Regions from separate parts of the Mus musculus genome. Here region 2 is linked to region 1. Evidence: chromatin loops called from intact Hi-C (ENCODE). Cell type or tissue: left cerebral cortex. All regions are shown on one strand. Links, peaks and the distances in the headings refer to the core of each region. The heading gives the core; the rest is flanking DNA.

What was found. Peaks named below come from ENCODE experiments on the same cell type or tissue, not always from the same donor. Only the 100,000 strongest peaks of a DNase experiment are listed, where the experiment ranks them.
Region 2: it touches region 1 in a loop (14-fold over the local background); 4 of 42 quality-filtered maps call a loop at or near these places.

Annotation. Positions count from the first base shown.
Region 1 is chr6:85,809,529-85,816,082 of GRCm38, reverse strand. Nat8f6 (N-acetyltransferase 8 (GCN5-related) family member 6) reads left to right here and starts at 6,206. Exons shown (of 3, transcript NM_001201389.1): 1 at 6,206-6,264; 2 at 6,356-6,482. In left cerebral cortex, for the core only: no CTCF peak of the experiment used is centred there; no DNase peak of the experiment used is centred there.
Region 2 is chr6:85,703,713-85,710,266 of GRCm38, reverse strand. Nat8f7 (N-acetyltransferase 8 (GCN5-related) family member 7) reads left to right here and starts at 1,706. Exons shown (of 2, transcript NM_001253910.2): 1 at 1,706-1,756; 2 at 2,336-3,560. The coding sequence starts at 2,411. The coding sequence ends at 3,094. It also overlaps a transcript of Alms1 not described here. In left cerebral cortex, for the core only: no CTCF peak of the experiment used is centred there; no DNase peak of the experiment used is centred there.

The DNA of each region.
Region 1 (6,554 bases), core at 2,289-4,788:
AGAGAGAATTCAGCCTAGTGGTTTTGGATACATGTATAGTAAGGCAAACTATGTTATGTAAGTGAACTTTTTTTTATTAGATATTTTCTTCATTTACATTTCAAATGCTACCCCAAAAGTCTCCTTCCCCCACCCTGCTCCCCAACCCACCCACTCCTGCTTCCTGGCCCTGGCATTCCCCTGTACTGGGGCATATAATCTTCACAAGGCCAAGGGCCTCTAATCCCATTGATGGCCAACTAGGCCATCCTCTGCTACATATGCAGCTAGAGACATGAGCTCTGGGGGTATTGGTTACTTCATACTGTTGTTCCTCCTGGCTGCAGACCCCTTCAGCTCCTTGGGTACTTTCTCTAGCTCCTTCATTGGGGGCCCAGTGTTCCATCCAATAGATGACTGTAAGCATCTCCTTCTATATTTGCCAGGCACTGGCATAGCCTCACAAGAGATATAAGGGTCCTGTAAGCAAAATCTTCCTGGCATATGCAAGTGTCTGGGTTTGGTGGTTGTTTATAGGATGGATCTCCAGTTGGGGCAGTCTCTGAGTGGTCCTTCCTTCCATCTCAGCTCTGAACTTTGTCTCTGTAACTCCTTCCATGGGTATTTTGTTCCCCATTCTAAGAAGGAACAATGTATCCACACTTTGGTCTTCCTTCTTCTTGAATTTCATGTGTTTTGCAAATTGTATCTGTTAAATCCATTTGTTTCATAACTTCTGTTAGTTTCATTATTCTCTGTTTAGTTTCTGTTTCCAGGATTTGTCCATTGATGGGAGTGGGGTGTTGAAGTCTTCCACTATTATTGTGTGTGGTGCAAAGTGTGCTTTGAGCCTTACTATAGTTTCTTTAATGAATGTGGATGTCCTTCCATTTGGAGCATAGACATTCAGAATTGAGAGTTCATCTTGGAAGATTTTCCCTTTGATGAGCATGAAGTGTCCCTCCTTGTCTTTTTTGATGACTCTGGTTTGGAAGTTGATTTTTTTCGATATTAGAATGGCTACTCCAGCTTGTTTCTTCGGACCATTTGCTTGGAAAATTGTTTTCTGGCCTTTTACTCTGAGGTAGTGTCTGTCTTTGCTCCTGAGGTGGGTTTCCTTTATGCAGCAAAATGTTGGGTCCTATTTATGTTGCCAGTCTGTTAGTCTATGTCTTTTTATTGAGGAATTAAGTCCATTGATATTAAGAGATATTAAGGGAAAGTAATTGTTGCTTCCTGTTATTTTTGTTGTTAGAGTTGGGATTCTGTTCTTATTATGGCTGTCTTCTTTTAGGTTTGTTGAAGAATTCCTTTCTTGCTTTTTCTAGGGCATAATTTCTTTCCTTGTGTTGGAGTTTTGGATTTATTATCCTTTGAAGGGCTGGATTCGTGGAAAGATATTCTGTGAATTTGGTTTTGTCATGGAATACTTTGGTTTCTCCATCTATGGTAATTGAGAGTTTGGCTGGGTATAGTAGCCTGGCTGGCATTTGTGTTCTCTTAGGATCTGTATAACATCTGTCCAGGATCTTCTGGCTTTCATAGTCTCTGGTGAGAAGTCTGGTGTAATTCTAATAAGTCTGCCTTTATATGTTACTTGACCTTTTTCCCTTACTGCTTTTAATATTCTATCTTTATTTAGTACATTTGTTGTTCTGATTATTATGTGTCAGGAGGAATTTCTTTTCTGGTCCAATCTATTTGGAGTTCTGTAGGCTTCTTGTATGTTTATGGGCATCTCTTTCCTTAGGTTAGGGAAGTTTTCTTTTATAATTTTGTTGAAGATATTTACTGACCCTTTAAGGTGAAAATCTTCATTCTCATCTATACCTATTATCCTTGGGTTTGCTCTTCTCATTGTGTCCTTGATTTCCTGGATGTTTTGAGTTAGGATCTTTTTGCATTTTGCATTTTCTTTGATTGTTGTGTCCATGTTCCCTATGGAATCTTCTGCACCTGAGATTCTCTCTTCCATCTCTTGTATTCTGTTGCTGATGCTCACACATCTATGGTTCCTGTTTTCTTTCCTAGGATTTCTATCTCCAGAGTTGTCTCCCTTTGGGTTTTCTTTATTGTTTCTACTTCCATTTTTAGATCTTGGATGGTTTTGTTCAATTCTATCACTTGTTTGGTTGTGTTTTCCTGTAATTCTTTAAAGGATTTTTGTGTTTCCTCTTTAAGTACTTCTACCTGTTTAGCAGTGTTCTCCTTTATTTCTTTAAGTGAGTTATTAATGCCCGTCTTAAATTCCTCTACCAGCATCATGAGATATAACTTTAATTCCAAAGCTTGCTTTTTGGGTGTGTTGGGGTATCCAGGACTTGCTGTGGTGGGTGTACTAGGTTCCAATGATACCAAGTGGTCTTGATTTCTGCTAGTAAGATTCTTACATTTGCCTTTCACCATCTTGTATTCTCTGGTGTTAGATGTTCTAGCTGTCTCTGGAGCTCATTCCTTCTGTGATTCTGTTAGCTTTGTCAGCACTCCTGGGAGCCCAACTCTCTCCTGATTCCTAGTGGTCAGAGCACTCTCTGCAGGCAAGCTCTCCTCTGGCAAGGAAGGTGCACAGAGGTCTGGGTCTCAGCTCTGCCTCCTGGCTGAGGATGAAGGCCCGAGGGGACCCTGTCCAAGAATCTCTGTTGATTCTGCAGCCTTTGAGCTCTCCTGCTTGGACTGGTCTCTGAGAGATCTGGGATACAAGATCATAAGTAAACTTTTAAAGAGAACGCTCTAATTACATAATATACTGTGTATGTCTAAAATCAGATGCATCATCAAAAAGGCTGTACACAGTCCAGACAAGGTTATATAATTCCAAAGTATCAATCAAATAGAAAACCACTGCTCTTATGAATATGTTTAGCCCCTGATAAGTGTCAGTAGCCAAAGCATTGTCAATGGACAAAACATTACAAAGTTTTACATTGTGAAAAATTGAAATTACAGTCTATAGTTTTCATCTCTGTAAAGCAGAGAATAATTTAGAAGAATCTAAATTCATATCTATGGTCACCAAGATTAGAGAGAGCAAGCTGTGGGTGCAGTGTTCTTATGGATCCTGTGAGAGTGCCCAGCCCCACTGGGACCACCACTTTGACCCCACCTGCAAAAATATGAGCAGAAGGCAGAGAGATGAAGCTATACACTAAAAGCAGACAGGGGGGGTTGAACTGTTGTCTGATTGTAACTTCTATATTTTATCTGACTGGGGCTTCACTGAGTAGAATTCAAACAAAGCTGCATCCATAGCACTGAGGGCATTCAACACAGAAAGAGAAGTGACAGGTGGGGCCTGGGGTGAATGGATTCTCCCTAAGGAGGTATGGTGGGAAGGGCTTTCCAGGAAGAGGCTTGGCACAGGTTGTTGTAGCCCTGAGGGTTCTCGAAGGCCCTGGAGCACCTTCACAGGTAGGACATACACTGCAGACTGACCTGAAGGTCCAGAGCAAACATTTGTCTCAAATGAGTGGCCTCTGGGAAGGTGTTCTTTCCACCTACGGTGGAACCATACTGTATATACCCTGAAGCCTAGACCCCAGCTATGCTGCAGACAAAGCAACCGTGGGCTAGCTGGAGGACGACAGTTGCCTAAGCAGCTGTTCCCACCTCCTGTCAAAATAGACACTAAAGAAGAAAAACAGGTGCTATTGTCCCTTGGTCAGAAATACTTCCCAGGAGTCTGATAGGAAGAACGTTAGGGGAAAGTGACAATGTTCAAAGCCACCATGTAGGTTCTAGAGATTGGACCCAAGTCCTATGAACAAGCAGTCAATGCTCTACCAGCAGAGCGGTTTCTGCAGCCACCAGTTCTGTCACCATCAATCCAAACTGGATCTGGTATAGTCTTCTAGCACATCCTCTAATGATGGAGATTCCTAAGAAGTGTCACCTTCTAAAGTACCCACCACCTCCCAAGACCTTGTTTCAGTGCAGGACTGTCCAGATCTAAACTGTAACAGGAGCCCAACACCAAGACTATGGGAGAATTTTTCTCTTGTCACTACTGGAAACAAAAGAGCTTTTCTAGGGTCTTGTCTAAATCTACATGTTCATTTCCAGAATAATCGACCCCCTGAGAAAACTAAACTCTCTGAGAGAGCTTATACGTTAACAGATGTTGGATCCTGCTTGGAATTAAAAGTCTGCCAGGGTGTCCAGCAGACATCTATAACTTCATTGTAAAGTACCTGCATTCTGATAACACCCTATCCACCCCAAAACATATATCATTGCATAATGAGAAAAAGAAAGAACTATAAAAAAGGGACAGATGTGGTGTGTGAATTCTGGGAAAATCTCTACTCACTCCCCAAGAAGACATGAATTCCCATGTCTTCTCTAGTCTATCCTTCCTTTCAGTTGTATTTTATACAGATCACCAGTGGATAGAGAAGTAGACTTGGGAGTATCTTCTACTTCTGCTTTTGGCCAAGAATGCAAGTCAACCTTGCTGTTCAACCAACACTCGGCCTTCTCATTGGACCCACTATTTCAGGATGAAAAAAATAACCCATTTTTGGACTCAGAACCAGCAATCAATCAAATAGGATCAGGTTTTTTAATATCACAGCTTTTGAGGAGAATCACAACAAAGAAAATGAACCCAGAAAGTTGTCACAGACAAACCAGCAACTTCACTAGAGATGTGGAATCTGCCTGGAGTTAGGGGGTGTGACAACCTGAAACTATGAACTGTGAGTTCAGAAATCAGCAGAGTGGAGGGTGGGGCTGCTCTCAGCATCAAGAAAGCACAGGACCTTTGCACTCTCTCTGCTATGCTTAGAAACCCCACACTCCCCCAAGGGAGCTTATCCCCACACTAATTAACAACTCCAGGCCATTAGAAACTCAGGCCAGAAGGAATTTATCACCTCCCCGGAGGCAGGGAAGCCTGGTTGGCCAGCTTCTTCCAGATGGATTCTGTCCAATCTGGAAGGAGTTTGCCTGGAAGCTTCCGGCTGGAAAGTGAGGCTGAGGGCCAGACTGCAAGGGCTGAGGACAGACAGGCCCTAAAGCCCATCCTCAGCCTGCATCTCTGTGAAAATCCTCCATTCCACTGAACCACGCACAAGGACACAGATGTGTTGGTAAATTGCAGAGATGATGTGTGGGTTATCTTCATCTGCCCAGGCTCACTTCAGTCAGACCCTCCCCTGATGCATAAGTCACCAAAGGAGGCTGCTTGGTCACACAGGAGAGATCTGGAGGGTGTGTGCCCCAAAACTAGCAATACTCACTGAAGACTAAACTAGAATTGCATCTTGCCAAAAGGTCCCCACAATCTTGAACCGTCTCTGCCTAGTTCACTGTGGGAATGGTGCTGCTCTGTCTGCTAACCTGTGCTCCCTCTCCATTTCTGTCTTTGTTGCCAAGAGAGGTTATGTAAGGATGTTACATAAGTCTTCTCCTTTATTTGGGCCAGCCACTGGAAAGTGGGACCTGTGTGCGGTAACACATATTTATTGCAGTGCCCTTAGATTCCCCACCAAACTGGATTGTATTTGGAGAATAAGCCTCTGCTTGTCCATCTATCTCTGTGAATAGTGACGGGTGGGGCACTCCTAGTTTAGTCTACACCCCTCTCCCCCAGCACACACACAGATGAATCCTACAAATACTGGCTTCACCCTAGGCAGAAAGCCACAAGCTGAGGGGCATAAGTGGGTCTCTTCCATGGGGACATTTTAACATACAAGGGTGTTTCTCTAAGTCTGGGGCCTAAGAAGACTAATGCACCATGGTATTTTCATCAACACATGTTTGAGGCAGGGATGGAGAAGTCAGCAAAGACCACCAGGAGCCATTAGAAAAGGAGGCAAGTGCAGCCTGGGCAGGGAGAAGTCCACAAATGAAGGCTCCTGCACTTGAGACAGTAGGTGTAACTCCTGCTTGTGATGACAAGTGAGCTCATGGGAGAGGAGCAGGGAGCAGAGAGCCTCAGAGAGGGATAAGAGTGCTGGGAGAGAGCCACTGCACCCGGGAAGGGACAAGGAGGTGAGGTGCCTGCATTCCATCATGAGATTAAGGACCCCTGAGCCATCTCAGATCCTGATTCCCTTCCAGGTTCATTCTGTGGTGGTCACGAAGTTGACTACACCTGAATGTCCCTCTCCACGGCCCATCTACTTGGCTCTGTGGTTTATAATTATCAAACATCCAGCTTTCAGCCAATGAGGTTTCTACCAAGTCTGCTACCTCAATAAATAACAGGCCACTGATTAGCCTCACAATCAGTCACAAGCACAGCACTAAGGCTGATTTGGACCCTGAGCTCTGAGCAACTAGGTGAGTATGTTTGGGGGCAAGGTTGGGGTTGGGGGGTGTCTCTGCATTTGTCTCCTGTAACAGGACCTTCTTGTTCATGTTTTCTCAAAAGTCTAAATGTTCAGAGCTGATGGGAAATGGCTTTGTTGAAACTTGATCTTGGAAATCCTGCATTTGCAATGTATATACTCTAGAGAAAGAGATCAAAGGAGCTGGGCATGAAGACTGGTGGCCTCAAGGTACTATCTCAATGCTCCATGAAATTTAGAGAGCCAGTAATGGGGCCAGGAGGGTGGAAGAGAAGGGGGCCG
Region 2 (6,554 bases), core at 1,655-4,154, 110 kb after region 1:
CCAAGGAGCTAAAGGGATCTGCAACCCTATAGGTGGATCAACATTATGAACTAACCAGTACCCCGGAGCTCTTGACTCTAGCTGCATATGTATCAAAGGATGGCCTAGTCGGCCATCACTGGAAAGAGAGGCCCATTGGACACACAAACTTTATATGCCCCAGAACAGGGGAACGCCAGGGCCAAAAAGGGGGAGTGGGCGGGTAGGGGAGTGGGGGTGGGTGGGTATGGGGGACTTTTGGTATAGCATTGGAAATGTAAATGAGCTAAATACCTAATAAAAAATGGAAAGAAAAAAAAAAAAAAAAAAAAAAGAAACTCAGGCCAGAAGGAATTTATCACCTCCCCGGAGGCAGGGAAGCCTGGTTGGCCAGCTTCTTCCAGATGGATTCTGTCCAATCTGGAAGGAGTTTGCCTGGAAGCTTCTGCTCTGGAAAGTGAGGCTGAGGGCCAGACTGCAAGGGCTGAGGACAGACAGGCCCTAAAGCCCATCCTCAGCCCACATCTCTGTGAAAATCCTCCATTCCACTGAAACATGCACAAGGACACAGATGTGTTGGTAAATTGCAGAGATGCTGTGTGGGTTATCTTCATCTGCCCAGGCTCACTTCAGTCAGACCCTCCCCTGATGCATAAGTCACCAAAGGAGGCTGCTTGGTCACACAGGAGAGATCTGGAGGGTGTGTGCCCCAAAACTAGCAATACTCACTGAAGACTAAACTAGAATTGCATCTTGCCAAAAGGTCCCCACAATCTTGAACCGTCTCTGCCTAGTTCACTGTGGGAACGGTGCTGCTCTGTCTGCTAACCTGTGCTCCCTCTCCATTTCTGTCTTTGTTGCCAAGAGAGGTTATGTAAGGATGTTACATAAGTCTTCTCCTTTATTTGGGCCAGCCACTGGAAAGTGGGACCTGTGTGCGGTAACACATATTTATTGCAGTGCCCTGAGATTCCCCACCAAACTGGATTGTATTTGGAGAATAAGCCTCTGCTTGTCGATCTATCTCTGTGAATAGTGAGGGGGGGGGCGCTCCTAGTTTAGTCTACACCCCTCTCCCCCAGCACACACACAGATGAATCCTACAAATACTGGCTTCACCCTAGGCAGAAAGCCACAAGCTGAGGGGCATAAGTGGGTCTCTTCCATGGGGACATTTTAACATACAAGGGTGTCTCTCTAAGTCTGGGGCCTAAGAAGACTAATGCACCATGGTAGTTTCATCAACACATGTTTGAGGCAGGGATGGAGAAGTCAGCAAAGACCACCAGGAGCCATTAGAAAAGGAGGCAAGTGCAGCCTGGGCAGGGAGAAGTCCACCAATGAAGGCTCCTGCACTTGAGACAGTAGGTATAACTCCTGCTTGTGATGACAAGTGAGCTCATGGGAGAGGAGCAGGGAGCAGAGAGCCTCAGAGAGGGATAAGAGTGCTGGGAGAGAGCCACTGCACCCGGGAAGGGACAAGGAGGTGAGGTGCCTGCATTCCATCATGAGATTAAGGACCCCTGAGCCATCTCAGATCCTGATTCCCTTCCAGGTTCATTCTGTGGCAGTCACGCAGTTGACTACACCTGAATGTTCCTCTCCACAGCCCATCTACTTGACTCTGTGGTTTATAATTATCAAACATCCAGCTTTCAGCCAATGAGGTTTCTACCAAGTCTGCTACCTCAATAAATAACAGGCCACTGATTAGCCTCACAATCAGTCACAAGCACAGCACTAAGGCTGATTTGGACCCTGAGCTCTGAGCAACTAGGTGAGTATGTTTGGGGGCAAGGTTGGGGTTGGGGGGTGTCTCTGCATTCCTCTCCTGTAACAGGACCTTCTTGTTCATGTTTTCTCAAAAGTCTAAATGTTCAGAGCTGATGGGAAATGGCTTTGTTGAAACTTGATCTTGGAAATCCTGCATTTGCAATGTATATACTCTAGAGAAAGAGATCAAAGGAGCTGGGCATGAAGACTGGTGGCCTCAGGGTACTATCTCAATGCTCCATGAAATTTAGAGAGCCAGTAATGGGGCCAGGAGGGTGGAAGAGAAGGGGGCCGCCGGTACTTCAAGGGGAGTCTAGAAGGCAAGTGTTTCTTTATCATGTTCTGCAGGTGAAGATATAGGTCCAGAGAGATTAAGTGATGTGCCCAATGTCTCACTTCCAGACAGGCAGAGAAAATAACATTCCAACCAGTGTGTCTGGCTTTATACATTCTCTCTGTTAATGGTTTCCTCTTAGGTCACATGTGCATGTACACACACAGACACACACAGACACATGTTGAATAGGTTAATGGCAAGCTGGGAACTTAGTTGGGGGACTTGCATGGTTTCTTTTCTCTTCAGCAGGGTTACAGGGAAACCTACAGTCAGAAGCAGCTGTGTCTTTGGTCTTTGAGATCTTAGCCTCCGAAGTCTCCCATGGCTCCTTATCATATCCGAAAATACCAGGACAGCGACCACAGGAGTGTGGTGGATTTGTTCCGCAGAGGCATGGAGGAGCACATCCCCGCCACCTTTCGCCACATGCTGCTGCTGCCCCGAACCCTCCTGCTCTTACTCGGGGTCCCTCTTACTCTATTCCTGGCCTCAGGCTCCTGGCTTCTGGTTCTTCTGTCCATCCTTACCCTCTTTCTTTCCCTGTGGTTCCTTGCAAAATACACATGGGAAAAGCATGTGATGAACTGTTTGCACACAGACATGGCTGACATCACCAGAACCTACATGAGTTCTCACTCCTCCTGCTTCTGGGTAGCTGAGTCTAGAGGTCAGACAGTGGGCATGGTGGCTGCTCGGCCAGTGAAGGACCCCCTCTTGCAGAAGAAGCAACTGCAGCTACTTCACCTCTCTGTGTCATTGCAGCACCGAAGAGAAGGCCTAGGGAAAGCTATGGTCAGGACTGTCCTCCAATTTGCACAGATGCAGGGCTTCAGTGAAGTTGTCCTTTCCACCAGCATGCTGCAGTACGCAGCCCTGGCTCTCTACCAGGGCATGGGCTTCCAGAAGACTGGCGAGACCTTCTACACCTATTTGTCCAGACTAAGGAAATCTCCAATGATAAACTTAAAGTATAGCCTCACTTCTCCTTGGGAAGGGGACCTGTGATCTCTCTCCTCTGGGCGTCAATCAGGATCTGATTGCTTCTGTAATAGTAACAAGCAGACCCAGCTACTTCAGGTGCAAACCACTAACCCTCACTCTCAAGCACATCTGAGTAAGTGTTTTGTGGGTGGGCTTGGGGCAATGGTTACTCTGTGTTATCTAGGCTTTCTGAGGTATTCTTTAGCTAACATAACGCCATGTATAAAAAGTAACACAATATGAACTAACCAGTACCCCGGAGCTCTTGACTCTAGCTGGATATGTATCAAAACATGGCCTACTCGGAGGCCCATTGGACTTGCAAACTTTATATGCCCCAGTACAGGGAAATGCCAGGGCTAAAAAGTGGGAGTGGGTGGGGAGGGGGGTGGGGGGGAAGGGTATGGGGGACTTTTGGGATAGCATTGGAAATGTAAATGAGAAAAATACCTAATAAAAAAAAAGGAATGAAAAGAAAAAAAAACAGTAACACAAAATAGTAAAATTTTACTTAGCTTGTGAATCTTTGGGTCATCTACTGAGCTTGGCAGGCCAGCTGTCAGGGTCTCAGGACACCTTGGGTTGGCAGAAGCCTATTACCTCACTCTAGCAGTCTGGTTCAGGCAGGGCTCCAGGTTTTTGTAGAGTTACAAAAGCAGAAGCATAAGGAAGTGAAGGTCTTTCCCAAACTCTGAAGGTGTTACATGCAGAACTAAGACTTGGTTGGAATCTCACCTACCTCTGCTTTAGAGGGACTGAAGTCCCAGAACCAAGGGACTGGCTATGGCCCTGTGACTAGCCAGGCAGCACAAGGTTAGGACAGTGGGTGGAGGTGAGCCACAGGGTGTTTTAGAAATTATTTACACACTGTGGCAACTGATTGGACTCGACCTCGTGGAGCAGCATGCATGTCTTAAGATAGGCTGAACATGGAGTGTTCCTATAGTCAAGAAAAGCTATAGGATTAGCAAGGCTCCCATACATCAGCCCTGGGACACAGCTCCATCCTGTCCACATTGCCCTGCGATTCCTCATTTCCCTAAGTGCCTCTGGCCTGAATGTGTTCCTGTAAGCCTTGATGTCTTAGGGTCGTGATAATATCATAATAGCAGTGCAAATGTTATCAAATGACACCAACTGTTTTTTTGTGTATTTTAAAATAGTTATTAACCCCAAGCATCTGCATGCTTTTAATCCCAGCACTCAGAAGGCAGAGGTGAGGCAGGAGGCTATCTGTGAGTTCCAAAACCAGATTCATCTACATAGCAAAATCTAGGCCAGCAAGAGCTACATAATGAAGCCCTATCTTAATAATAATAATAATAATTTAAAAAAAATGGTTAACTTTAAAGCCTGAAAGTGTTTTCTCCCAGTAATGGGAAAATGAAAGAAGCCTATAGCTATGTCTAAAACTCTCAAGTTCACAAGTAGTTAAAGAGAGCAATGCTGTCCATGGAGTCACATGAATGCATGTGAATATGTGTGCTCTCTTTTGTGTGTGCGTGTGCGTGTGTGTGTGCATGTGTGTGTGTGTGAGCTTGTGCAAATATGTCAGAACTCAACCTCAAATGTTTTTTGACACAGTTTCTCACTGGCACAAACTGGCTGGCCAGGTAGCCCCAGGATCCATTTATCTTGATTCCTCATTGCTAGGATTACAAACAAAAGCCCCAACACCCAGCTTTTCTATGTGGGTTCTGGAAATCTGAGGGCTTGGGGGGGTCACTTTACTGGCTCAGCTGCCCAGCCCCTGCATGAGTTCTATGGGGAACTGCTGCTCTGCCTCCTGCAGTCACATAGCCTCAGGAAAGTGGAATGTACCTTTCTAAACAGCTCCACTGATGCCAGAGGCTCCGGGATATTCTTGGCCAGTTTGACACCCTGCTCTGCAGTGGAGAAACACGTGCTGTTTAGCACTTGTCTTAGGAACCCCAAATCTTCAGGTAAGAATGGTAGGGTTACTTCTAACAGAATTGGGATGGGCAGAAAGTCAAGGAAACCCATGAACTTGGGGGATTTGTGTCAAAAGAAGGTAAGAATAGGGTGTCAGATCTCCTGGAACTGTTGTAAGCCATCATTTGGGGTGCTGGGAATTGAACCCAGGTTCTCCAGAAGGGTAACAAGAGTTCTTCATTGCTGAGCTCTCTCTCTAGCCCTGGTTAATCTTTTGAACAAAATCAATGTGGATGTATTCAGTAGACAGGACCCAGATTAAACTTTACCAGTATGGCTGGACATGGTTGTAATTCTAGGTCAAGGATAGCCAGACAGCTTTAGCAACACTGTGAGATGTTATCTCTAAAAAAAGAAAAAGCTAATGTGCACATTGTTAAAGCAAGTTTGTTTTAGGAACAATTGTAGAGCTAGCAGATATTTGTGGCCAGGTAGCAGGGTAGAACTTTAAAATTAGCCTGACTAGACAAAACAGTGGGCTAAGGCTTCTGCAGGCAACTGCCCAGAGCTCAGGTTAATCAAACACACTGCAGGAGAAGGTTAAAGTGAGGCTCTTCTATTACCAGCTAATGTCCCCTCTCCATTGCATCTTAGCTCGGCTCTGTGTGAAGGAGGGAGGGGCACAGGCTGCTACCAGCAACCCTGCCTCACAGAGGTGAGCAGAATCAGGAGAGTGTGCTCTTGGCTGAGGGAACTAAGAAACAGGAAGGAGAAGCCTCACTTGGATAAAATCCAAAACCTGTGGCTCCTTCAGGAGGGGATAGCTTGGCAAAGATGGCACCTGCGGCACTCAAATAGTGCATGGTGAGGGGACATTCTGAGAAGGGAGTGGGAATGACTGTGAGTAGGACAGCGTCCTTTCCATTGGAAACAGGTGTGCATGACTTTACCCTGAGGCATGCAGACATAGCTGGAGTGTTGGTGAGTTTGCCTAGAGTGCTTTTGTGACTATATAACTTGTCATTACCTATTCTCCTGTGAAAGGAGGCGAGTTGTCCCTGCCCTTTGCAATGTTAGGAAGCTGCTGCCTTTAGCCTTCCTGGGTGGGCAGTGGGGTGCATCGTTGAGACTCAGTTGTTCAGTGAACACAAATCTCTTCAAGATGCACTTGGATTCCACTTAAGCCCCTTTCCTGGACAACTCTGGTGTGCCAGACTTGCCAATCCACTGAGCACAAAAGGGTCTTTTATTTTTAGTATGCATTTTCCAATGCAGGATAACTTCCATAGTTAGGATCCGGATGTTTGTCATTCTGTGAAATTGCCTGTGCCCACTATTTAGCTCCTTTTTACATTACCAGTTTTGGAGGTTGATTCATATAAGCTTTTTATGTACCCTGCATATAGATCTTCTGTTGGTTACCTGTGTTGCAATTATATTCTTCAATGGGGGGGGGGGCGGGTGCAGCATGGGGGTCTTTTCTCTCCCTTTATGGTTGATAACATTTTACATTTCATTGGAGAGGACTAGAGAGATGGCTCAATGATAAAGAACACTTGTTGCTCTTACAGAGGACCTGGGCTGGTGCCCA